2 separate regions of the Homo sapiens genome follow, and region 2 is linked to region 1. The links are chromatin loops, found by intact Hi-C in ENCODE. Cell type or tissue: HCT116. All regions are shown on one strand. Links, peaks and the distances in the headings refer to the core of each region. The heading gives the core; the rest is flanking DNA. Region 1 overlaps RAB10 (RAB10, member RAS oncogene family). Region 2 overlaps OTOF (otoferlin).

What was found. Peaks named below come from ENCODE experiments on the same cell type or tissue, not always from the same donor. Only the 100,000 strongest peaks of a DNase experiment are listed, where the experiment ranks them.
Region 2: a loop joins it to region 1, with 6 times the contacts of the local background. A loop is called at or near these places in 2 of 110 quality-filtered maps.

What each region holds. Positions count from the first base shown.
Region 1 is chr2:26,136,783-26,153,101 of GRCh38, forward strand. RAB10 (RAB10, member RAS oncogene family) reads left to right here. Exons shown (of 6, transcript NM_016131.5): 6 at 1-672. It also overlaps the pseudogene EMP2P1 and the pseudogene SMARCE1P6. Among named protein-coding and RNA genes, the nearest start is that of GAREM2, 28 kb to the right of the region's middle. In HCT116, for the core only: a CTCF peak has its summit at 8,497; a DNase peak (open chromatin) is centred at 8,459.
Region 2 is chr2:26,465,347-26,474,311 of GRCh38, forward strand. OTOF (otoferlin) reads right to left here. Exons shown (of 47, transcript NM_194248.3): 27 at 8,645-8,764; 28 at 8,060-8,221; 29 at 7,786-7,948; 30 at 7,173-7,303; 31 at 5,775-5,804; 32 at 5,247-5,375; 33 at 3,062-3,128; 34 at 2,019-2,155; 35 at 1,753-1,887; 36 at 1,368-1,505; 37 at 603-730; 38 at 326-496. Among named protein-coding and RNA genes, the nearest start is that of DRC1, 68 kb to the left of the region's middle. In HCT116, for the core only: CTCF peaks have their summits at 3,954 (motif pointing left) and 7,164 (motif pointing right); a DNase peak (open chromatin) is centred at 3,935.

The sequences.
Region 1 (16,319 bases), core at 4,762-12,761:
CAGATAGTGCCCTAAAAACAATTTTATATGCCTCACTGGTTGTTATTCTTAGGTTATTCCCACACTTGACTTTATCATTGTTTACTACTAGTAAAAAGCAGCATTGCCAAATAATCCCTAATTTTCCACTAAAAATATAATGAAATGATGTTAAGCTTTTTGAAAAGTTTAGGTTAAACCTACTGTTGTTAGATTAATGTATTTGTTGCTTCCCTTTATCTGGAATGTGGCATTAGCTTTTTTATTTTAACCCTCTTTAATTCTTATTCAATTCCATGACTTAAGGTTGGAGAGCTAAACACTGGGATTTTTGGATAACAGACTGACAGTTTTGCATAATTATAATCGGCATTGTACATAGAAAGGATATGGCTACCTTTTGTTAAATCTGCACTTTCTAAATATCAAAAAAGGGAAATGAAGTATAAATCAATTTTTGTATAATCTGTTTGAAACATGAGTTTTATTTGCTTAATATTAGGGCTTTGCCCCTTTTCTGTAAGTCTCTTGGGATCCTGTGTAGAAGCTGTTCTCATTAAACACCAAACAGTTAAGTCCATTCTCTGGTACTAGCTACAAATTCGGTTTCATATTCTACTTAACAATTTAAATAAACTGAAATATTTCTAGATGGTCTACTTCTGTTCATATAAAAACAAAACTTGATTTCCAGCTGTGTGGTTTGGTTTTCATTTATTTATGGAATTGGAAGATTACTTCTGAAAAAAATGTGGAATCGCAAACTCAAAGAGTTGACAAAAATGGGAAATCACTGTCAACCTATGGAAAACTGGAAAGGCAATTTCAAGAACTGTCTTTGCTGAGAAACTACATTAAAAAATAGAATTATCTCTGGGATCCTAAAGCGGAATCATCCTTGTGCCAAAATAGGAGATGCCACGATCCTAATCACACCTGGCTTACACTAGTTGGATGTGCCTAAGGCCACTACAGCTGAGGTCACCTGATTCCTCAGGGGGACCAAGCTGGGCTCCTCATACTGGAGGGTAAATCCTTGTTTTAGCAGCAGCTGGCCTCTTACTAAGAAACAAAGTATTGGCCAGGTGCGGTGGCTCATGCCTGTAATCCCAGCACTTTGGGAGGTCAAGGCGGACGGATCACGAAGTCAGGAGATGGAGACCATCCTGGCTAACGTGGTAAAACCCCGTCTCTATTAAAAATACAAAAAAATTAGCCGGGCGTGGTGGCGGGCGCCTGTAGTCCCAGCTACTCGGGAGGCTGAGGCAGGAGAATGGCGTGAACCCGGGAGGAGGAGGAGGAGGCTGCAGTGAGCCGAGATAGCGCCACTGCACTCCAGCCTGGGCGACAGAGCAAGACTCCGTCTCAAAAAAAAAAAAAAAAAAAAAAAAGTATTGGCTGGGCGCTGTGGCTCACGCCTGTAATCCCAGCACTTTGGGAGGCCGAGGCGGGTGGATCACCTGAGGTCAGGAGTTCAAGACCAGCCTGGCCAACATGATGAAACCCCGTCTCTACTAAAAATACTAAAAGCCGGGCGTGGTGGCGCATACCTGTAATCCCAGCTACTTGGGAGGCTGAGGCAGGAGAATCACTTGAACCCAGGAGGCAGAGGTTGCAGTGAGCCGAGATCGCACCACAGCACTCCAGCCTGGGCTATAGAGCAAGACTCCTTCTCAAAAAAAAAAAAACAAAAAACAGTATTTCCTGCTTTTGTTATACATAGCAACAGCCTTGTCTTTATGTGTAGGGAAAAGAAATGTTTGATCCTATATTCAGGCTTTATTAGTCAATAATAAAGATAAATATTTGTTGACAAGATTGTCTCTGCTGAAAGTATATGTAGAGTTTTTCTCAGATGCAGTGATTTTAAGAATCACATGGAGTGTTTTTAATGTTCTATTCCTTCCCCCCAACATACTTGTTTTGTTGGGACCTACAATTCTGCCTTTGCTGGGTGCAGTGGCTCACGCCTATAATCCCAACACTTTGGAAGGCCAAGGCGGGTGGATCACCTGAGGTCAGGACTTCGAGACCAGCCTGGCCAACATGGTGAAACCCTGTCTCTACTAAAAATACAAAAATTAGCCGGGCATGGTGACACATGCCTGTAATCCCAACTACTTGGGAGGCTGAGGCAGGAGAATCGCTTGAATCCGGGAGGCAGAGGTTGCAGTGAGCCGAAATCATGCCACTGCACTCCAGCCTGGGTGACAGAACAAGACTCTGTCTCAAAAAAAAAAAAAAAAAAAAAAAAAACAAACAAGATTGGTGTAGGGAAATAGGATATGGTCTCCCCCCTTAAATCGATGGTCTAGTTTAGAAAACAAAAGTAATTCATCAAGTTAAGCATATACAAGAGCCAAATAATTGTAATCTGGATTTTAATTGCTGTATTAATATATCAAGTTCAGTTGGTGAGAATGGGATTGCTTTTGGGGGGAGGAGGGACATTAATTGGTTCTTCGAAATGTCGATTCACTGGCTAGGGCAGATGGGGAGGTCATTGTAAGAAGAGACCACAGAGACTAGACAATGACAGGCCCTGGGGAGTCATGGTAAACTCGAGAGTGGCGAGAGCAGTGTGTTTGTGGAAAGCAAGTTTAGATGGATTTGAATAGGAGAAACAAGGGTTCTAGAGGTCACATGGGAAGTCGTGTTAATCAGGGTTTCAATAAGACCGGGCTAAAATGGCAGAGGGAAATGCAGGGTTGAAGGCAAAGGTAGTGTGTGAATGGGGGCGCGGTGTATTTCTGGTGAGCCTGCTAGGTGCTTTTTTGGCACTGCTCTAGGTACTTTGGGTTAGGTCTTCAACGTCCTTGTGAATTAGTACCCAAGAAGAAACGGCCTCAGATTAAGTCATTTGCTTAAGGTTGCACAGCCAGTTGGTGCTGGAGTCGGATTTTGAAACCAGGCCAACACCACTGTCCCTCCTGTGTTCACTTCACCTTATCACAGTTCTCAGGAGGGCCTGGGGTAATGAACAGGTGGCAGAGACAGCAGGAAGAGTCTGGAGTGGTTGTGTGACCATTTAGCCCAACCTTGGCACCTTCTAACAAAGAGTAATACCCTCGAAGTATACTTCATTTACTACTGTTTCTGCTTTATATTACCCCTCAGCATCTCGCGCAGAAGAAAGCAAAGGGAAGCAATGGGGCATCTGATTGGTCTGGGAGCTCCAGATAGCCAGCAGGTACTTGAAGGCTGCAAGCCAGCTTGAGAGCAGTGGCTGGAACTGGAAGGGGTGTGCACACTACCAATAGCAAGTGAGCAAGAGAGACCCACAATAAACTGAAGGTTATTACAGTACTACAGTAGGCTCTAAGAAAGTCCCTTCTCCCACTTTAAGAAACAGGGCTTTTTTTTTTTTTCTTTTTTACTTTTAAAGGAAACAATTCATTTGCTAGAAAAACCTAAAAAAAAAAAAGATTATATACAAAATGGTTGTCTGAATGTGGATTTTATACTGCAGCAAAAGCAACCCAGCTCTGGAACTCTATTCGGCTTCCTCAGTTATCAGGTACATCATGCTGCTGATGAAGGTGAAGGCGAAGGCCACCCACGCCAGGATGTAGGAGTAGCCATAGCTGCCTTCTTTGGTCAGGTAATAGAAATCCGTTGTTTCATCGCGCCTGTCTGTATAAATGGAGGCTGCAATCATGAGGCACAGATATGACATTGTAGCATGGTGTACTTTTTTTTTTTTTTTTTTTTTTTTTTTTTTTTTGAGACGAGTTTCGCTCTTGTTGCCCAGGCTGGAGTGCAGTGGCGCGATCTCGGCTCACTGCAACCTCCGCCTCTCGGGTTCAAGCGATTCTCCTGCCTCAGCCTCCCGAGTAGCTGGGACTACAGGTGTGTGCCACCACACCCGACTAATTTTGTATTTTTAGTAGAGATGGGGTTTCTCCATGTTGGTGAGGCTGGTCTCAAACTCCCGACCTCAGGTGAACCCCCCGCCTCAGCCTACCAAAGTGCTAGGATTACAAGGCGTGAGCTACCATGCCCGGCCGCGGAGTGGGGTACTCTTTTTTTTTTTTCTTTTTTTTGAGACGGAGTCTCGCTCTGTCGCCAGGCTGGAGTGCTGTGGCGCAATCTTGGCTCAATGCAACCTCCAAATCCCTGGTTCAAGCGATTCTCCTGCCTCAAGCCTCCTGAGTAGCTGGGATTACAGGCACGCACCACCACGCCCGGCTAATTTTTGTATTTTTAGTAGAGACGGAGTTTCATTATGTTGGCTAGGCTGGTCTCTATCTCCTGACCTCATAATCCGCATGCCTCGGCCTCCCAAAGTGCTGGGATTACAGGGGTGAGCCACCGCGCCCGGCCCATGGAGTACTCTTTAAAGCTGTCATTGATTACTGTACACTTCGTGTTTTTGGTACATATTCTCCAGACATCTGCAAAAAACTCATTTCCTACCCACCAGGCATTGTCGATGGTGGCGATGAACAGCAAGGCCGCAGAGGTGATGTGGAAGGCGACGGTGAAAGTAAGAAGCACCAACATTTTCATAGGGCAGGGCGAGGCGAGGGGTCACGTTTAAAGCCCAGAGCGGGATGTGCCGGCGCTGGCCGCTACGCAGGCTGCTGGACCGATGGACCGGCTGGGGTGCGAGGCAAGGCCGCCGGGCTGTTTTGAAGCTCTGGGCTGAGACTGTGCACCCTCCCTCCTCTGAAACCAGGGCTTCTTGAAATGGCAGATTCCAAGTTTGTGTCAGGAAAGGGGTAAAATGAGCCTGAAATAGCTGATTACATCAGATCTCAAACTCAAAATCTAGGGATGTTATCAAGATGGCTTGGGAGTTAACTTGAAGATGCTCACTCTGGCTAAAGATGGGACAGTCTGAACCTGTTGAATATGTGTAAATCCATGAGTTTATGATGATACCAAACACACATGCACACACCCCTAATTGGTCACTATTGGAGAATGCCAGGGAAATAGCTCTTCCCTCCCCCTACAACTCCTCTGGTGGTAAGTAAAAGAATCAATAATTAATCTTACCTTCCTTATATGAACTATACCACTGCGTAACTGAATAGTCAACAAGATGAAGTTTCTCTGTACAGAAGTATTCCAACAACAACCAAAAAGAAGAAGTAATAGAGTCTTATCTCACAACCTCTGATGAATTCATGGATCTAGGCAACGGTCGATGGCTACTAACATCACAAAAAGATCCAACAAAACAGACATTTATGTTCCTTCTGACCAAGAGCACCATGCTTATGAGGAGGCCATGCCTGATCAAAAGATCAGATCTGTAGTTTAGAGCCAACTGCTAATTTATAGGAAAAACGAGCACAGAACATGTTATACTAAATCAATCAACAAAATCCAGACCGTAAACTTTACAGGACAATTGCTTCAGCCTCTTCAAAATTCAATTTCAATAGGTAGAGAGAGAAAAGCAGGCAAAGCTGAACTATAGTGCGTTTAGGAAAGTACAGCATAATATACTAATGTAAATTAAGAAAATCATTATCCTAGAAGTCAGGATAGGGATATTATTATTATTACTATTTTGAGACAGAGTCTCGCCCTGTCACCCAGGCTGGAGTGCAATGGCATGATCTCGGCTCACTGCAACTTCTGCCTCCCAGTTTCAAGTGATTCTCATGCCTCAGCCTCCCCAGTAGCTGGGATTACAGGCACCCACCACCACGCCTGGCTAATTTTTATATTTTTAGCAGCGATGACATTTCACCATGTTGCCCGGACTGGTCTCGAACTCCTGACCTCAGGTAATCGGCCTCCCACTCAGCCTCCCAAAGTGCTGGGATTACAGGCGGGAGCCACTGTGCCCGGCCAGGATAGGGATATTCTTAGCAGAGGGTTCCTAGGATAGCAAAATCTTTTCACATGGATATTGGTTGCAAGGGGGTTTGCCTTATAACAATTTATTAATCTACCCATTTGTTTTATTAAGTTTTAAAATTTGTATTATAAGGGCTGGGCGTGGTGGCTCATGCCTGTAATCTCAGCACTTTGGGAGGCTGAGGTGGGTGGATTGCCTGAGCTCAATAGTTCTAGACCAGCCTGGGCAACATGACGAAAATCTGTCTCTACAAAAAATAACAAAAATTAGCCAGGCATGGTGGTGTGCATCTGTGGTCTCAGCTGCCTGGGAGACTGAGGTGGGAGGATCAGTTGAGTCCTGGAGGTTGAGGCTATAGTTAGCCAAGATTACACCACTGCACTCCACTCCACACTCCAGCCTGGTTGATAAAGTGAGACCCCCATCTCGAAAAAAAAAAATGTATTATAAGTTTAGCCCTAAAGGGCTGTGAACGTGTGTGTCTACGGTTATACTGGGTAGCTCCTAGTCTCTAAGACCATAGAACCAGTCTTAAAGGCTGTGCACCAAGATCCGGGTGTGCCCTCCAAAACAACAACAAAAAAGATTGTGCATCAAGACCAGTGCTCAAAATTAGACTTAAAAGAATTGGTCTGCTAAGGCCCTGTAGTCACTGCTGATCAACACAGACATCACGCCCCAAGAATTGTCCCTGCTGCCTCTGAAAACTGGCTGCCGCCAGTGCCAAAACTCCTGCAAAGGTGGATGGATACTGTATGGATTCTGCTTTGTTTCAGTGGCTTCTTGTTCACAGTCTGGATGGTTATTGGTTGGTGAAGCCCAAAATACATGCCCCTGCCCCAGGTGCCAGGGAAGTGGGGAAAAGGGAGAATCTCTTGTTTTCAGCTTCAATAGTGGGAGGTGGCCTCTGACTCTAAGATGGGGGATTTAGGTAACTGGATGGGCAAAAAGAGTGACAAATATCTACTATGCCAGTGGTGTGCAAACTTTACTGCACATTAGGGGAGTGCTTTTAGAAATACAAGCACTGGCTCTGTGCAGTGGTTCATGCCTGGAGTCCCAGCACTTTGGGAAGCCGAGATGGGAGGACTGCTTGAGGCCAGGGGTTCAAGACCAGCCTGAGGGTATAGTGAGACACTTTCTTTACACAATAAGCAAACAAACTAATGCCAAGGTTGCACCCCAGAATTCCTGAGATGATAGTGGCTTTTTGTTCGTTTTTAACTTCCTATGTGATTCCCATGTGCAGCCAAGTTCATGAACCAGTTCCCATACCCTTGCTACTCAAAGTGTGTTCTTCAGATCACCTGCATGGGAATCACCTGGGAGCTTCTGAGAACTGCAGCTGCTCTGCACAATTCACATCTATGATTACACAAAAGCCCCAGAGGAGTCTCACACAAATTACAATTTGAGAAAGGTGGCCCTATGCTATTTTCCCAAGGCCAGCCCGAATCCCACCAGCAGGTATATTCCCCACTTCTGAGCAGAGCAGTTGCCTTTCTCTTCTAAATCCCGAGAAGAATACATTTGGCCTGCTTTTCCGTTGGGCATTTATTGCCTACTTCCTTGTTTGTGGTTAACTGGCTTATCTCTTTAATGGATTGTGAGCGAGTGGTGGGCAGGGACTCTAGTCCTTTTTGTGTTTTCACAAATCTTATTGCATTGCTGTCCACGCAGCAGGTGCTCAGAACATGCAGTGAGTGAACCGGTGACGTTCCTTCAGCTTCCCTCTCCCATCACATTCAAGCAGGGGATGCAGCGGCCTCCTTTTCCCCACCCCCACTTCCATACATTCACAGTCCCATCTTGATTCAAAGGCAACTTCAATTATAACTTTTAGTCTGGGCACAGTGGCTCACGCCTGTAATCCCAGCACTTGGGAGGCCGAGTCTGGTGGATCACTTGAGGTCAGGAGTTTGAGACAAGCCTGGCCAACATGGTGAAACCCTGCATCTACTAAAAATATAAAAATTAGCCTGGTGTGGTGGCACGTGCCTGTAATCCCAGCTACTTGGGAGGCTGAGGCAGGAGAATCACTTGAACCTGAGATAGGTATTAGTAAGCCGAGATCATGCCACTGCACTCCAGCCTGGGCAACAGAGCAAGACTGTCTCAAAAAAAAAAAAAGAAAGAAAGAAAAAGAAAAAAGGCGGGGCCTGGTGGCTCATGCCTGTAATCTCAGCACTTTGGGAAGCTGAGGTGGGAGGATCACAATGTCAGGAGTTTGAGACCAGCCTGACCAACATGGTGAAACCCCGTCTCTACTAAAAATACAAAAATTAGCCAGGCATGGGAACGCATGCCTGTAATCCCAGCTACTCAGGAGGCTGAGGCAGGAGAATCACTTGATCCTGGGAAGCGGAGGTTGCAGTGAGCCGAGATCACACCACTGCACTCCAGCCTAGGCAACAGAGTGAGACTCCGCCTCAAAAAAAAAAAAAAAAATTTAAAGTTCAAATTTATTCTTACTACTTCCGGGTATTGGATACATTAGTTGACTCCTGTGAATCATTTCCTTGTCTCTAAAGGAGATGGACTCGAAAGCTCTCCAACAGTTCAATGGAAATATTCTACAATTCTGTAGTCCACCTTGCTGGATTAGCCAGGACTCCAATACCCCAACTCTTGTGGGGTTGGCAGTGGGGCTTGCATGGAGAAACTATAAATTAAACGTAGGGTCGCTCCGCCACCGTGTGACCAATGCTGGAAACTGCATTTCTTCAGTGTGCCATGAGAGATTTCTCAAAAGCCCATCAAGATTTTAGGGTAATATATAGCCACACAAAATTAAATGATCTCTCCCTACCCCCACCAGCATGGCAGACACGGAATTTTAAAAGTATAAACCTACAAAGATAAAAATTAGGGAGCAAGAGACATCAGCAAGTGAGAATTAAAATTTTTATGTATGTAAATATTAGTCTTTAAAAAATGGAAGATGGAAAACAGAGCTAACTGACGTGGAGCATAAGTTACAACCTCATTGTTTTCAAAGGGGGATGTCGATAAGAAGTGGGTATATTTTCTCTGATGGGATCCCAAGAGTTCCAGGATTTATAGGTACCAGTTACCATGGACAACTGAGGCATATGGCAATGGGCTAAAAATGGAGCAAGGAAATAACGGATCCCAAGTGTCCCTTCCCACCCCTCACAGCCAGGAGTTGCTGTCACCCCTCTTCAAGCCTTATTATTTGCAGAAATGAAACTATAGAGGCTTCAGATGTGAGGCCACCAGGCCCAGAGAGAGGTGGAGGTGAGTCATAGTATCAAAAACAAGGAATGAAGTGGACGCCTGTCTTGAATAATGGGCTCCTAAGCTTCTTTCCTTCATTCTTCCTTCCCTTTCCCAGAATTTTAGCAGCCAAATACATGTACTCAGGCAGAAGATTAGGAAGTCCTTCTGTCACATGGAAGTTCACCAACAAAAAGGCCCCTTATAGCAGATTCCTCCAGTTCTGAGGACATATAAACACATACAAAGTTTCCAATCTACCAAAACCGTATATACGAAATCAGTCAACATAAAGAAAAGTATAGGAAAATTAATAACAATCTACAGAAAAAAATAGCCGGGCATGGTTGCACACACCTATAATCCCAGCCACTCAGGAAACTGAGGTAGGAGAATTGCTTGAACCCAGGAGGTGGAGGTTGCAGTGAGCTGAGATTGTGCCACTGCACTCCAGCCTGGCAACAGAGCAACAACGTCTCAAAAAATAATAATAATAAAAATAAATAAAATAAATAAAAATAACAATCCACATACCTGACACCCAGATTGAGTCAGATATTCAGTTCTTCATGTTGACATAAAAGAGACAGTAAAACAACTAACAAACATAAAAAGGAGACTTCAGGGGAAAAAAGGTAAGGAAAACCAAAGAAAAACCCCAAACTCACTTTAAGCAATATTTTTGAATGACATGGGATCCATAAATTAAGAATAGGATGCTATAAAAAAGAACAAATAATGAAAAAATGATCTCTAAAATAAAAACTATCCACTGAAATAAAATGATTCAAGAGAAGAATAGGCCAGGCACAGTGGCTCCTGCCTGTAATCCCAGCACTTTGGGAGGCCCAGGCAGGCAGATCACTTGAGGACAGGAGTTTGAGACCAGCCTGGCCAACATAGTGAAACCCCGTCTCTACTAAAAATACAAAAATTAGCTGGATGTCGTAGCACATATTTATAGTCCCAGCTACTCGGGAGGCTACTCTGGAGGCTGAGGCAGAAGAATCACTTGAATCCAGGAGGCGGAGGTTGCAGTGAGCTGAGATCAAGCCACTGCACTCCAGCCTGGGCAACAGAGCAAGACTCTGTCTCATTAAAAAAAAAAAAAAAAAAAAAAGTGGGGGAAATAAATTTCTGTTCTTTATAAATTAGCCAGTCTATAGTATTCTGTTATAGCAGCACAAAACAGACTAAGACATAAAGTAATTATCAGAGAGAAAATACAAAAATAGAAAAGGAACTTACTTGTCAAATGTAAAGGCAAAATAAATGACATATTCAGATATGCAAACAGGTAAATGTTTTTTTCCCTTGCTGTCCTTCTCAGGAATCTACTCTAGGAAAAGGAAAGAGTACACCAAGGAAAAGAAAAGCCGGAGACTCAGAAAACAGGGACTCAAGTGTGGGCCAGTCCTGGAGGGGCTATGTAGTTGGACTTGGAAGCAACCTACCCAGAGGGGAGCAGGAAGACAGTCTCCAGGAAAACCAGTGGAAGAAATAATATTGATAGGTGGGTGATATAGCTGAGGGACAGTGCAAAATCATGAGGATAAAAAACAAAACCTTTCTCTCTGCTGGGAGCAGCTCTCTGAGAGCTAGGATAAAATCTGTCCTGCCTCACACAGGATCCCCAGTGCCTGACTATTCCTGGCACATAGTAGGTGCCCAAGAAATATTGTTAAATGAGGCCAGGCATAGTGGCTCACACCTGTAATTCCAGCCCTTTTGGAGGCCAAAGCAGAAGGATCTCTTGAGCCCCTGAGTTTGAGACCAGCCTAGGCAACATAGGGAGAGTCCATCTTTACAAAAAATAAAAAATTAGCTGGGTGTGGTGCTATGTGCCTGTGGTCCTAACTTGAGGTGCTAAGGTGGGAGGATCACTTAAGTCTGGAGGTCGAGACTGCAGTGAGCCATGATCACACAAGTGCACTCCAGCCTGAGCAACAGAGTGCAGACCCTATCTCAAAATATATATGTGTGTGTGTGTGTGTGTGTGTGTGTATATATATATATATATATGCATAGTTAGATGAGTGAATGAATGAATGCATGAAGGAGAGCAGATCAAGCTTCCCATTTGTGCTTTAAGCCGGGTGCTAAAGTAGACCAGCTAACCTGAGCACCTGAGCGCCCCTCCTCCACTACAGATACCTTAGAAATACAACATCAGTATAATTTTGAATGCATAATCAAGTCCTCAAGAAAGCAAAGATAATCTGAAGGAGAAACAGGTCACTTACAAATCATTTTTGTTTTGTTTTTATTGTTGACATATAAAAAACCATACATATATGTACACATCTTTATGTATACAGACCCTAATAGATCTGCCTTGCCCACAGGCTTTTTTTTTTTTTGAGACGGAGTCTCACTCTGACGCCTCGGCTGGAATGCAGTGGCGTGATCTCAGCTCATTTCAACCTCCACCTCCCAGGTTCAAGGGATTCTCCTGCCTCAGCCTCCTGAGTAGCTGGGATTACAGGCACATACCACCATGTCCGGCTAATTTTTGTATTTTTTGGTAGAGATGGGGTTTCACCATGTTGGCCAGGCTGGTCTCAAACTCCTGAGCTCAGGTGATCCGCCTGCCTCGGCTTCCCAAAGTGCTGGGATTACAGACACCTCTTTGTGGTCTCTGCTCAAATGTCCCCTTGTCATTGAGACCTTCCCTGGCCACATTGCATAGGACAGGAACAACACCTCTCCCAGTCCTGAATTCGCTATCCTTTTCACTTGGCTTTCTTTTTTCCTCCACAGCTCTTTCCACCACCTGACATATTAACATTTACTGTTCATTTGTTTATTGCCTGTCTCTGCTAGGATAGAAGCTCCAAGTGGGCAGGGGCTCTTTCTGTCTTATTCATGGCTCTGTCTTCAGCACCTAGAACAGCACCCACTGCATGAACGATGCTATTTGTTGAATGAATAAACCTGATCTCTTGTGCCCCTACTTCCTACTGGGAAATCTACAGTGAAGAGAGGAGAATAAAACTAACATTTTTGCAGCATTTTCTTAGGGTCATGGAGGGATTCCTAGTGTCCCAAAGGTGCTTGTCTGAGTCCTGAAAGTGAAGGGGCTATTTGTAGTAAACAAACAAACAAACAAACAAAAAACCCACTTTAGGACATAATATAGGAAGTGGGCTGGGCTCAGTGGCTGGTGCCTGTAATTCAGCACGTTGGGAGGCTGAAGTGGGAGGATCACTTGAGCCCAGGAATTCGAGACCAGCTGAGGCAACAGTGAAGTCCCATTTCTACAAAAAATTAAAAAATTGGAGGGGTGGGCATGCATGGGATAAAGGGAAGTGAAGCCAGGGCTTGGGGCACTTTTTCTGCCCATGAAGTCTCAGATTCATTCTTAAGGAACTGAGAACTTAATCTTCCAAAATGTCAAAAAGACCATCTTATGCCCCAACTCCCACCCCAGCTCCTGCAACACAAATGTCCAGTACACCAGGGTTTGTGGGATACAATCCTTACAGTCATCTCACCTACAACAACTACAGGCTGGGAGGCAACCCAGGCACCAATAGCCGGGTCCCAGCGTCCTTTGGTATTATGATTCCAAAACCCCCAAAGCCACCAGATAAGCCGCTGATGTGCTACATGAGGTACAGCAGAAAGGTCTGGGACCAAGTAAAGGCTTCCAACCCTGACCTAAAGTTGTGGGAGATTGGCAAGCTTATTGATGGCATGTGGGGAGATCTCACTGATGAAGAGAAACAAGAATAAACAAATACAAAGTAGAAAAGATAGAGTACAATGAATCTATGAAGACCTCTAATTCCACACGAACCTTGCTTACATAAATGCTGCAAAAAGTCATGCAGAAGCTGCTTTAGAGGAAGAAAGTGGACAGAGGCAGTCTCGCATGAAGAGAGGAGAACCTGACGTGAGCATTCAGCTTGCTGAAGATCCAGATGATTGTGACGATGGCTTTTCATTTCTTTTTTTTTTTTTTTTTTGAGACAGAGTCTCGCTCTGTCGCTCAGGCTGGAGTGCAGTGGCGTGATCTCAGCTCACTGCAACCTCCGCCTCCTGGGTTCAAGCGATTCTACTGCCTCAGCCTCCCCAGTAGCTGAGATTACAGGCACGCACCACCACGCCTGGCTAATTTTTTTTTAATCTTTAGTAGAGATGGGGTTTCACGATGTTGGCCAGGCTGATCCTGACCTTGTGATCCACCTGCCTCGGCCTCCCAGAGCGCTGGAATTATGGGCGTGAGCCACCGTGCTGGGCTGACAATGGCTTTTCAATGGAGCATACGGACACCGCCCGTTTCCAGAGAAATCATGGCCGCATCAGTGAAATCCTTAGTGACAGTGTGGTGCCAGACATTCCGTCCGCTGTCACAACAGCTAGCATGCAGGTCCTCAAGCGACAGGTCCAGTCCTTAATGGTTCATCAGCGAAAACTAGAAGCTGAACTTCTTCAAATAGAGGAACGGCATCAGAAGAAGAAGAGGAAATTCCTGGAAAGCACGGCTTCATTTAACAGTGAACTTAAAAGGTTGTGCGGTCTGAAGGTAGAACTGGATATGGAGAAAACTGTAGCTGAGATTGCACAGGCAGAGAAACAGGGCCGCAAAAGGCAGGAGGAAAGGGAGGAGGCGGCAGTGCAAGCTGAGCCAGTCAGAGCAGCCTCGTTCCTGAGGAAGAGCAAGCGGGCAACAAAGGCGAGGAAAAGAAAGACGACACGAACCTTCCAAGGGAGACAGAGGAGACACACTCTGAAGAAGAGCCAACGGAACAGTGAAGAAGGCATGTCTACTCCTGAGGACAAGGAGAGTGGGTAGGAGGGGTCGACTGTATGGCAGAGAAGGAACCAGTGATAGTAACACTGGCTTGGAGAGTAACAGCCAACAGTGGAAGAGCCACCAACAGATCCCATACCAAGAGACGAGAAAAAAGAATAAATGTGGCCTTGTTTTATGTGTTCTAAATACTTTTTTTGTTTGTTTGTTTGTTTTTGTTTTTTTGGAGACAGAGTCTTGCTCTGTCACCCAGGCTGGAGTGCAATGGCCCGATCTTGGCTCACTGCAACACCCACCTCCCAGGTTCAAGCTAGTCTCCTGGCTTAGCCTCCGGAGTAGCTGGAATTACAGGTGCCAGCCACCACACCTGGCTCACTTCTGTATTTTTAGTAGAGATGGTGTTTCACCATGTTGGCCAGGCTGGTCTTGAACTCCTGACCTCAAGTGATCCTCACCCACCTTGACCTCCCAAAGTGCTGGAATTACAGGCATGAGCTACTACGCCTGGCCTTAAATACTTTTCTATTTTTATTTTTATGTTATTATCTTATTTTATAATTTTATTTTTATTTTTGAGACGGAGTCTCACTCTGTCACCCAGGCTGGAGTGCAGTGGCCAGATCTTGGCTCACTGCAACCTCTGCCTCCTGGGTTCAAGTGAATACATACTTTTTTTTAATGAAAAAATGTTTTTTGGTTTAAAAATAAAAAAAACTGGCCAGGTGCGGTGGCTCACGCCTGTAATCCCAGCACTTTGGGAGGCTGAGGCAGGTGGATTACTTGAGGTCAGGAGTTTGAGACCAGCATGGCCAACATGGTGAAACCCTATCTCCACAAAAAATACAACAATTAGCAGGGCATGGTGGTATGCACTTGTAATCCCAGCTACTCGGGAGGGTGAGGCAGGAGAATCACTTGAACCGGGGAGGCAGAGGTTGCAATGAGCCGAGATTGCACCACTGCAGTCCAGCCTGGGCGACAGAGTGAGACTCTACCTCAAAAAAAAAAAAAAAATTAAAGAATTAGCCGGGCATTGTGGTGCTTGCCTGTAGTCCCAGCTACTTGGGAGGTTGAAATAGAAGGGTCACTTGATCCCAGGAGTTTGAAGCCGCAGTAACCTATGATCACACCACTGCACTCCAGCCTGGGCGACAGAGTGAGACCTTGTTTCAAAAAAAAAAAAAAAAAAGTCCATGTACTATATTATCACTGGATATGGAACTTTACCCTGAACCATACAAAAGTATATTATATACAACTGATTAGAGTTTATAATTTCTTTTTTCAGAACTAAATGTTTTATCAACATTTAATTTCCCATAATATTATAGTATTAAATGTTCACATAAAGAAAAACCAGAAGAGACTATGGACATTTATAAAACAGGGTTACACTAAACAGGTCCCAATAAGTTTTAAAAGATTAAAATCATAAAAAGTATCTTCTATGACCACAATAGAAAGTAGAAATCAATAGCAGAAAGAAAACTGGAAAATTTACAAGTATGTGGAAATTACATAACATATGTGGAAATAACTAATTAGTCAAAGAAGAAATCACAGGTGAAATTAGAAAATTCCTTGAGATAAATAAAAACTAAAATGCAACATACTAAAACTTATGGGATACAGGAAAAGCAGTGCAAACAGGGAAATCTATAGTTGTAAATGCCTATATTTAAAAATGAAGAAAGATCTCAAATCAGCAATTTAATTTTACACCTCAATGAACTAGAAAAAGAACAAATTAAACCCAAAGTTAACAGAAGGAGAGAAATGGTAAAGATTAGAGTGGAAATAAACAAAATAGAGTGTAGGGAGACAATAGAAAGAAAATCAACAAAACTAAGAGTTGGTTTTTTGAAAATAACAGCAAAAGACAAACCCTTAGCTAGATTAAGAAAAAAAAAAGACTGAAATAATAACTAAAATTAGAAATGAAAGGAGACTTCATAAATGATGCCACAGAAATGGAAAGGATTAAAGAGACTATGATGAATAATTATATGTCAACAAACTGGAAAACTTAGAAGAAATGGATAAATTCCTAGAAACATATAAGCAGCATGACTAAATAATGAAAAAATAGAAATCCAAACAGACCTCTAAGTAGTAAAGACATTGAATTAGTGATCAAAAGCCTCCCAAAAAAGAAAAGCCCTGGACTGGATGGCCTCACTGGAGAATTCTACAAAACATTTAAAGTAGAATTAACAATTCTCAAACTCTGCCAAAAAAAATTAAAGAAAAAGGAACATTTTCAGTCTCATTTTATTAGGCCAGCATTATCCTGATACCAAAGGCAGACAAGGATCCTATGAGAAAACTACAGACCAATATCCTCGATGAATATTGATGCAAAAATCTTCAACAAAATCTTAGCAAACTGAATTCAACAGCACACAAAAAGTTCATACATCATGACCAAGTGGGATTTAGCCCTGGGATGCAAGGATGGTTCAGCACACAAAAATCAATAAATGTAATACACAGAATGAAGGACAACAATCACATGATCATCATAATTGTTGC
Region 2 (8,965 bases), core at 71-8,070, 320 kb after region 1:
GGTCACACAGCCTATAAGTGGCAGAGCTGGCCCAGATCCCCAGGGGACTCTTTCTGTCCTCCTCTTGCTAGCCCCCACCTTCCCTAGCCCACTTGTCTCTCCTCGTCCTGCCTCCTCTGTCCTGGAATCCACTGTCCCTCTCCTTGTTTTGGGATCTGCAGTCCTGTCCCCTGAAGACTGTGCCCAGGGACTGTAGGGGCAGAGGCCTGGCCTGGGACAGAAACCACAATGTCTAACCTCTCAAATCACCAGGATCTGAATCTCATTTTAGAGTGGAGGCAAAGCAGGCACACTGCCCCCGCCCTCTGCCCCATGCCCCACATACGTGGAGTAGGTCTGGGCGATGCCGCAGGTGGCGCGGTGCTTGCTGTAGAAGCGGTTCTCCAGGTCGATCTTGGTTTCCCCAATGAGGTCATCAGTGCCCACCAGGTCCCAGTCATACACAGCCACCGTCAGCATGGATTCCATGGGGAAGGAGGCCTCGATGTCAAAGGACCTGGTGGGGTGGAGTTAGGAGAAGGGCTTAAGGATTGGCTAGGGTGGGAGGTGTTCTGGGTTGGAGAAGTAGGGGTGTGGCAGGGGAGGGCACCAAGAAGCCTTACTTCCCAAAGACAGGGTTGAGCTGCTTGGAGATGTAGTTCTCCTTGTCGCGGATGTCAGTCTTGCCTAGCCGGATGGCGATGTAGGGGTCAGCTTTGCCGTTGATGTCAGCAGGGTGCAGGTCCGTGGCCTGGAATGGGGAGAAGGGCTGCCTGAGCAGGCTCCCATGCCCTGCTCATCTTCAGTGCCCCTGCCAGGCTGCCTGAGGGTCCTATGACAGTGAAGGGCAGGGGCAGGAGCACTGGACCCCTCAGGAGGCTTGCTGTGTGACCCTAGGCAAGTGGCTACCCCTCTCTGGGCGTTGACTTCTTCCTCTAGAAAAGATAAAGACTAGACCAAATGATCTCCCTGGTGCCTCCCAGTCTGGGGCTGTCAGTATGCAGCTTCTTCTTCTTTTTTTTTTCCTTTGAGACAGAGTCTCGCTCTGTCTCCCAGGCTGGAGTGCAATGACGTGATCTCAGCTCACTGCAAGCTCCACCTCCCAGGTTCAAGCGATTTTCCTGCCTCAGCCTCCTCAGTAGCTGGGATTACAGGTGCGTGGCACTGTGCCTGGCTAATTTTTGTATTTTTAGTAGAGACGGGGTTTAACCATGTTGGCCAGGCTGGTCTCGAACTCCTGACCTCAGGTGATCCTCCTGCCTTGGCCTCCCAAAGTGCTGGGATTACAGGCGTAAACCATTGCACCTGGCCAGTATGCAGCTTCTTTGCTCTCTCCCAGATGGGAGGATGAGGAGACTTGCAAGGAGGGAAAGCGACGGGAGTCTCACCCGGACCACATAGACTCGGACCAGCACATTGATGGGGTCATTGCTCGGGATGCCCTGGAACATGCCGTAGGTGGAGTCGTAGCCGGCTTCCCGGGACACGTCCTCTGGGAGTGGCACTTTGTACACGCAGAGGGAGCCCTGGGCAAGACAAATGTGGGTCAGGGTGTAGGTTTGCCTGGCAAGGGTGGCATTCAAAATAGCTAACAGCACCAGGAGGGCTGGACCCTGATGTGGCAGGGCCTTCACCCTTTAACTGCTGAGTCATGGGAGAGTCCAGGGCTTCTGGAGGCAGTGGCCGGGGCAGTGGTGGGAGGTGAGTGGGGGAACCTGTGGGGGGGGCAAGGGCTGGCGGGTGCTCAGGCTGGGCCCGTGCTCCTGGCCTGACCTTGAAGCGTCCCACAATGCGCTCCTCCTCGGTGGAGCCATCCTCATCATCCCCGGTCTTGCCCCGAAGCAAGTTGAAAGTGTGCAGCCAGTCCTCAAAGTTATCAAACTCGGACTCCAGCTCTTTGGGGTATACCTGAGACAGACCAGGCTGTTAGGGGGCGGCTGCCTGGTCTCTGGCTTTTGTCCTGCCCCACCTGCAGGATCACTGCGCCCCCCTCTTCCCGCCCCCACACACCCTAGAAGGGTCTGCTCCTAGGCTCTCACCTTAAGCTCATCAATCTTGGGTTTCTTCTTCTCGGGGGCCTCGGACCCCTGGCCAGAGCCAGAGCTCTGAGTTTTCTTCTTCTTCTCCTCTTTGGCAGCCCTTGCCTTCTCCTTGCCCTTCATTGACCCCTTCAGGCCTGGCCAGAAGCAGAAAAGGAGGTGGAGCAGAAATGAGCAGAGCAGGAAGGCCTGGATTCGAGACCCAGCTCTGTCGCTAATTTGCTTTACTAACTTAACTCTCGGATGTCCATGTGCTGTCAAATGCAGATAATACTCCCTAGCATGCCCGCCTCATGGAGGTGCTGGGGGCCCCAGTGGGTTTATGCCCGGGAAGGTGTCTGAAGACTGTCTTCATGCCCTTTGGAAGAGAGGGGCAGGAAGGAGCATGGGTTTGGGGGTGGAGGCCTGTTGCTGCGCAGTTCCTTGCCCACTCACTTTCCTCACTAGCTTCCCTCTTCTTGTCCATAATAATAACACTCTGTATTAGCATTTCCCAAACCTCATTCAGTGGAGCACCTGGTGCAGATGCTGCTGGCATGCTTTAGAAGAAAGGGTACTGTGATCCAATAAGCTGGGGAAATATTTTATACTGTGTCTTCCTTTTAGAGATGTATAATAACATTTGCACAGTAAAGGGTATGAAAAGTCCTGCACCAAAACAAGCTGTTTCAATCAGCTTTTCCTAAACTAATTTGACCAAAACTAATTTGTTCCTTCTAGAACATCCATCAATTTTCTTCATGGAAAAGAGTCTGGAAAATGCTGGATGGAATGAGCTCTGAGGTCCCTTCTAGCTCTGATGTTCTGTGGCTCTAAATGTCTGCCCATCACTGTGGGTGCTGAACTGGTCAGAGTAAAAGCCTCCCTGGACAAGGGCCTTAGCCTGCCCAGTACTGCCCATGGATTACTGATGCTGCTTCCCTGGCTACTAAGGCTGGGAGGGCTGGCAGGAGGGAAAAGAGAAGCAGGTGATGAGGTGGGCAGGAGAGCTGACCACCCAGGGGCGGGGAGGAGGAGGCAGAGTTCCAGGTTCCAGGGCTCACCCTCGGTATTGTCCACTTCCTCCTTCTCCTCCAAGTCAATTCCAGAGGGCTCTTGTTGTCGAAGTTGCTGCCAAAAGATGAGATGAAAAGGACAGAAGGTGGGTTTCCTGGGGAGGAGTCTGTTGACCCCAAATTGTGGGCCCAGACCAGTCTTAATGCACTAGAAGTAGAAAATCTTCCCTACTGCATTTCAAGTCCACCATGTGCTCTGCTTAAGTGGGTTAAAAAAAGTTTATAATGTGTACAGTGTGACTAGTGGTACTTAGGGGTTTATGCATCTGTGGCACATATACACCATGGAATACTATGCAGCCATAAAAAAGGATGAGTTCATGTCCTTTGCAGGGACATGGATGAAGCCAGAAACCATCATTCTGAAGAAACTGTCACAAGGACAGAAAACCAAACACTGCATGTTCTCACTCATGGGAGGGAACTGAACAATGAGAACACTTGGACACAGGGAGGGGAACATCACACACCGGGGCCTGTGGTGGTGCTGGGGGAGAGGGGAGGGATAGCATTAGGAGCAATACCCACTGTAAATGACGAGTTAATGGGTGTAGCACACCAACATGGCACATGCATACATATGTAACAAACCTGCACATTGTGCACATGTACCCTAGAACTTAAAGTATAATTTAAAAAAAAAAGAAATAACACCTTGCAATAAATATTTACATTTTCTACTTAAAAAAGTACAGTGCATTTTAATGTTGCTTTTAGTGATATTAATAAATTGTTTTAATGTACAAAAGTATAACAGTAAGAAAATGTACTATATTTTCTTTCACTCAGCACACCCCATCTTACTGGAAACGAGAATAAATCTTACTAGAAACTAGAAACCAGGTTTCAACTAAGTCGCCACCGCCACCTGGTGGCAGTCTGTGAAAATTGCAGGAGTAGAGACGACAACAGGCAGCCTCTTGCAGCTCCAGCCTGGCCAACTTGATGGTGGGAGACGAGACTACCAGTTGTCCTCAATGATCTGTTCTCCTATTTTTACAAGTTTTGCTGAGCACACAGCCACCTTGTGAAAGATTACATTTCCCAGCCTCCTTTGCAGATAAGTGTAGCTAAGGGACTAGATTCTGATCAATGTGAGTGGAAGTCATATGTGCAGCTTCTGGATTGGGCCCTGAAAAAGAAAAGCATATGCCTCATCTCCTCTTTAACCCTTCCTGTGCACTTGAATTAGAACATGATGTTGAGTCACCTCCAACCTTACAGATGTGACAAACAAGAGGTCAGGATCTTAGTCCTTGACACCACTGAGCCACCATACCAGCCTAACCCCCACTCTCTGAGATGTTATGTGAGAAATAAACTGCTGTCTTGTTCACTTCACTCTAACTTGCTACAGCAGCTTAATGTGTGCTCTAATAAATATCACACCTAGCTTGGGTCACAGAAAGGGCCTGGGAGAGGATGTGGCTGGATCAGCTCTGGCCCCACTGAGGAAACACAACTGCAGGCATGTGTCCCTCCTGGTCAGGTGGCCAGTCAGAGCACCCTGAGCTAGGTAGGCAGCGTGGAGAGGACACAAACAAGAAAGCAGAGAAATGCGCTTTCTGGAACTTGCAATCTGGCCAAACAGATGGAACCCACATATGTGTAATAGGGGAAGAATCATTCACGTGCCGATGACCAAGATGTGTAAAATAAAACATTATGAAGAAGAGTCGTAAGGACTACTGATAAGCAGTTGTTCCCTTATGGCCTCTGAGAACATGTTTCTCCTTTTCCACAAAGGTCACCTCCTCTGAGACGCCTTCCCTGATTCCCCCAAGCCATGATTTGCCTTTGTTATCACATAGTCCTCTCTAAGTCTCTGTTTACATGTCCATTTTGCCCAGTAAACCGGAGGCCCATCAGGGCAGGTGTGGCATCTTTTGGCTCCCATAGCACCTAGTATGGAGCCTGGCTCATCGCATATACCCAAGAGGCATTTGTGGAATGAGTCAATGAGGACAAAAGAAAACCAAGCAGGGAAGGTAGATGGGACCATCATCTTGGAAGGTGAGTTCTGAGCTAGGATTTCAAGGATGTGAGACAAAACCATCCCAAACTCACATGAATGGAGTTGGGATCCAGCTCTTGGGGGCCGTGGGAAAGAAGCTGGACAGGAGGGTCTGAGTGTGGAGGGGGTCACCTCCCCTCACCCTACCCGAGGTCTCACCTCCTTCATGGTGTCAATGGAGGCAAAGTACTTGGACCACCAGTCCAGCATGCTCTCGTCTGGCTCCTCCTCCTCTGGCTCCTCCGCAGTGCCCTTCTTCTTCTTCTTCTTCTCCTTCTCCTCCTCAGCCTGCAGGTTGGCCAGGTCCAGAGTCCTACATGGACTCCTCCTGCCTGGACAATCCCGAGAGCCTCCACCCATTCCGCCATCTGTCAGCAGGAAGCCTTGGGCTCCATGAGGCTCTGTGGGGCCACCCATGTCCAAGGGGCAGGGCCTTATTTTATGGAGAAGGTGCCACAGGCCACAGAGTGTTGTGACCTGCCAGTGCGATCCACTCGCCCAAGCAGGACTGGCACCGAGTCCTGCACTCACCCAGCTCTTTTCCACTGCATCTTAGGGGAGGTGTGCTGGCCCAAGCATGCGGGGGCTGGGGCTGGCTCTGTCCCTGATGCTGGACCCTTTGGCCTGACATCATTGCCAATAAAGGACCCTCTCACCCCAGAGCCCCTGCATGGCCCCCACACTCACCACATCCACCTTGACAACAGCTTCAGAAGTCTGCAGAGGAACCAAGGAGACAGGGGCAGAATCAGCCACTGGGGCCTGGAGTGGCAGGCAGTGGCCTAGCACAGGGTGTGTGGAGGAGCCGAGATGGAAATTACTGTGTGCTGGCAGCCCCTGTGCCCGCAAGGCCAACTTTGCATTAATAAGAGCACTCTGACTGGTGAGTCTGCAAAGGGTCTGAGTGAGGATGTTTCTTTGGGTGGCCAAAGGAACAGTGGGCTGTGTTCCAGGCTGGCCCACGTTCTGCCCTTCCCTGTAGGGTCTACAGCTTGTACGCCACTTCCACACCCAACCCCCAGATGGCAGTTCTCTCTCTGGCAGATGAACAGTCCTAGGCCCAAAGCCAGGAGGAATAAGGAGCTTCCACCTGGAAATCCTCCTCTGACCCAGGCCAGGGAAGTGTCATTTGTGAATGGCTGGGATGGAAAACCAGGGACTCTTTGGAAAGGACACTGATGATCTCATAAGGAATCATTACCTATGGTGTCATTTGTTGGAGTAAAAATTATAGCAGGTGATTATAATAAACTGTGATGGCTCACTCTGTCTCTCATACACACATACCACATGCCAGTGCACATGCACACACCCACATGTATGCACGCATGTGCACATACGCACACCGCAAGCATGCATGCACACATATATGCACATACACCACATGCACACATGCACACATGCACATTTACATACCACATGCACACATGCACATATGCACACAAGCGCACATGCACACATATATGCATATATACCACACTCATGCACATTTACCTACCACCCGCATGCATGCACACTGCACACATGCACATATGCATTTACACACCACATGCACACACATATGCACACACCACATGCACATATGCACACCATACGCATGCACACATACATGCACATGCTCATACCACATGCATGCATGCACGTGCATATGAACATACACCACACATGCATGCACATGTGCACACCACACGCACGCACGTGCATATGCACATACCCCACATACATGCACACACACATGCACATACACCACATGCATACATGCACGATGCACATATGCACACCACACATACGCATGCACGCACAAATGCACATACATCACATGCATGCACACACACATGCACATATGCACACCACACACATGCGCACACACATGCACATTTACATACCACACGCACGCGTGTGCATTCCAGGATAGTATTAGGAGGGAGCTGTTTGGACACACAATCAAGCTCAGCCCCCGACAGTCACATGCCAAAGGAGGCTCTTAGTGTCCTTTTCTCTCGGGGCAGATAGTCTGGTTCACAGGATGTGTCACACGAAGTTGCATGTTCCCAGCCAGCAGGGGGCTGACCCCACCCGCCTTACCGCGTCCAGCTTCACCATGGTCTCCAGTTTCTTGATGGGTACCTCTGGCTCCATAGTCACCACAACCTCCCCTGTGGAGTGAGAGGAGGAGCCCCCATTGCACAGCACACGGCAGCGCCGGAGAAGCCTGACTGGACAGATGGATAGATGGACAGACAGGCAGAGGAAGGAGCAAGAGGAACAGTGAGATTGGCGGGGCAGGAAGGTGCGGAGAACTAAAGCTGATTCTGGAACTTTCTGAGGGAGAGGGGGACAGGCAGTCAAGGGAGAAAATATGGGCATGGGGAGGGAAGAAGAGAGCCCGAGATAAGGGGAAGCTGCGGAGGCCGGTGGGAGGGAGGTGGCGGGGAGGCCTGGGTCTTCTCCATCAACCAGCGCAAGGGGCTTTCTGCCCTCAGGCCCCCCCAGGCTGTCTCCAGTTCTGCCCTCTCTGGCTGTAGAGCTGGCGTCACCTTGGGCAGCCTTCCTTGGCCACCAGGGTGACCTTCTTCTATGCCCACCCCCTCGGCCCCAAAGAGCAAACTCTGGTCGCGGCTTGGACTGGGCGGAGACCTGGAGCCCTTCCCTGGGGGGCGTGGAGCCAGGCTTGGTGGCAGGGTGGATGTGGCCATACCCGTGGTGTTCCAGCTGGGGGCCGAGCGGTCTGGGGGCCGGTAGATGAAGCGTCGCAGGGAGCTGACGGCATGGGAGCCCACCAGTGTGTAGCGACCGAAGGCCCGGCAGTCCACCACACGGATGTTCAAGGGCGGGTGCAGCAGCTCGTTCTCTGGGAGGTCCTGGGGTGTTGGCGACAGGAGCCTGAGCCTCCAAGAAGGGGCAGAGGAAGCCGGCTGGCTGAGTGGAGCCACACTGGCCACAGGATGTCCTCCGCCAGGGCCTGCACTCACCACTTCAAACCACTTGACGAGGGTGTTGAAGTTGGGGTTCTTCTTATAATTGTGGATCAGGGACGACTGCACCCCCTTCCCTGCACACTCGATGTCCACCCGTGGCCGGTCCACCTGGGCCAGGTTCACCCGCTTTAGGTCCCGTAGGCCCCAGAACAGCACCTGGGAGAGGTTGGAGGGTGGGTGCAGAGAAGAGAGCCCCTTAGTCAAGGGAGCCAGCCATGGGGGTGCTGGACCATCCAATAGGGAACCGGGCAGTGGGATGGGCAGTAGTTCACCCCAGATTTCAAAGGGTGGGAGCAGGGCCAGGAGAGCAGAGGAGGGGCAGGCGTTCTCCAGGGATGAGGGTGGGGCTGCCCGGAGAAGGGGTGCAGGGTCAGGGGTGCAGACAGGAGGGCTGGGCATGGTCCTGGGACATGGGAGTGCGACTTGGTGCAGATGGGGGCAGGCCCTGGGCTGGGGCAGGAGCCTGGGTCTGCTGCTGGCTCCTGGTGATGGTGGTGGGAGGGGGATGACAAGCCACTTCCCCTCCTGGGTCCTCAGACTCCTCATCCAAAAGGGAAGGGCCACACAGAGCCCTCGCACCTCCACTCGGTACTTGCTGAGCACGGGCCGGATGCCCATGGGCACGGGCATGATGGGACCTCGGTCCACGTCCACCGGGCCATTGATGGGGGGCAGGTCAGCCTTCCCTGCTGGTCCAATCTGGGGAATGGGGGTCACAGGTCACACACTGGGGAGCCCAGGGACAGGGTCTCTTTCCCCATGAGTTGTTTGCCATGATCTGGGGAGACAGGGAAACCCCCTAAGGACCACGCCCCCAGCTTTGGTCAGGATGGGTAGGAGAGAGGCCCCTAGGCCCCAGCCCCCAGGCCCCAGCTCCAGGCCCCAACCCCCAGGACCTAA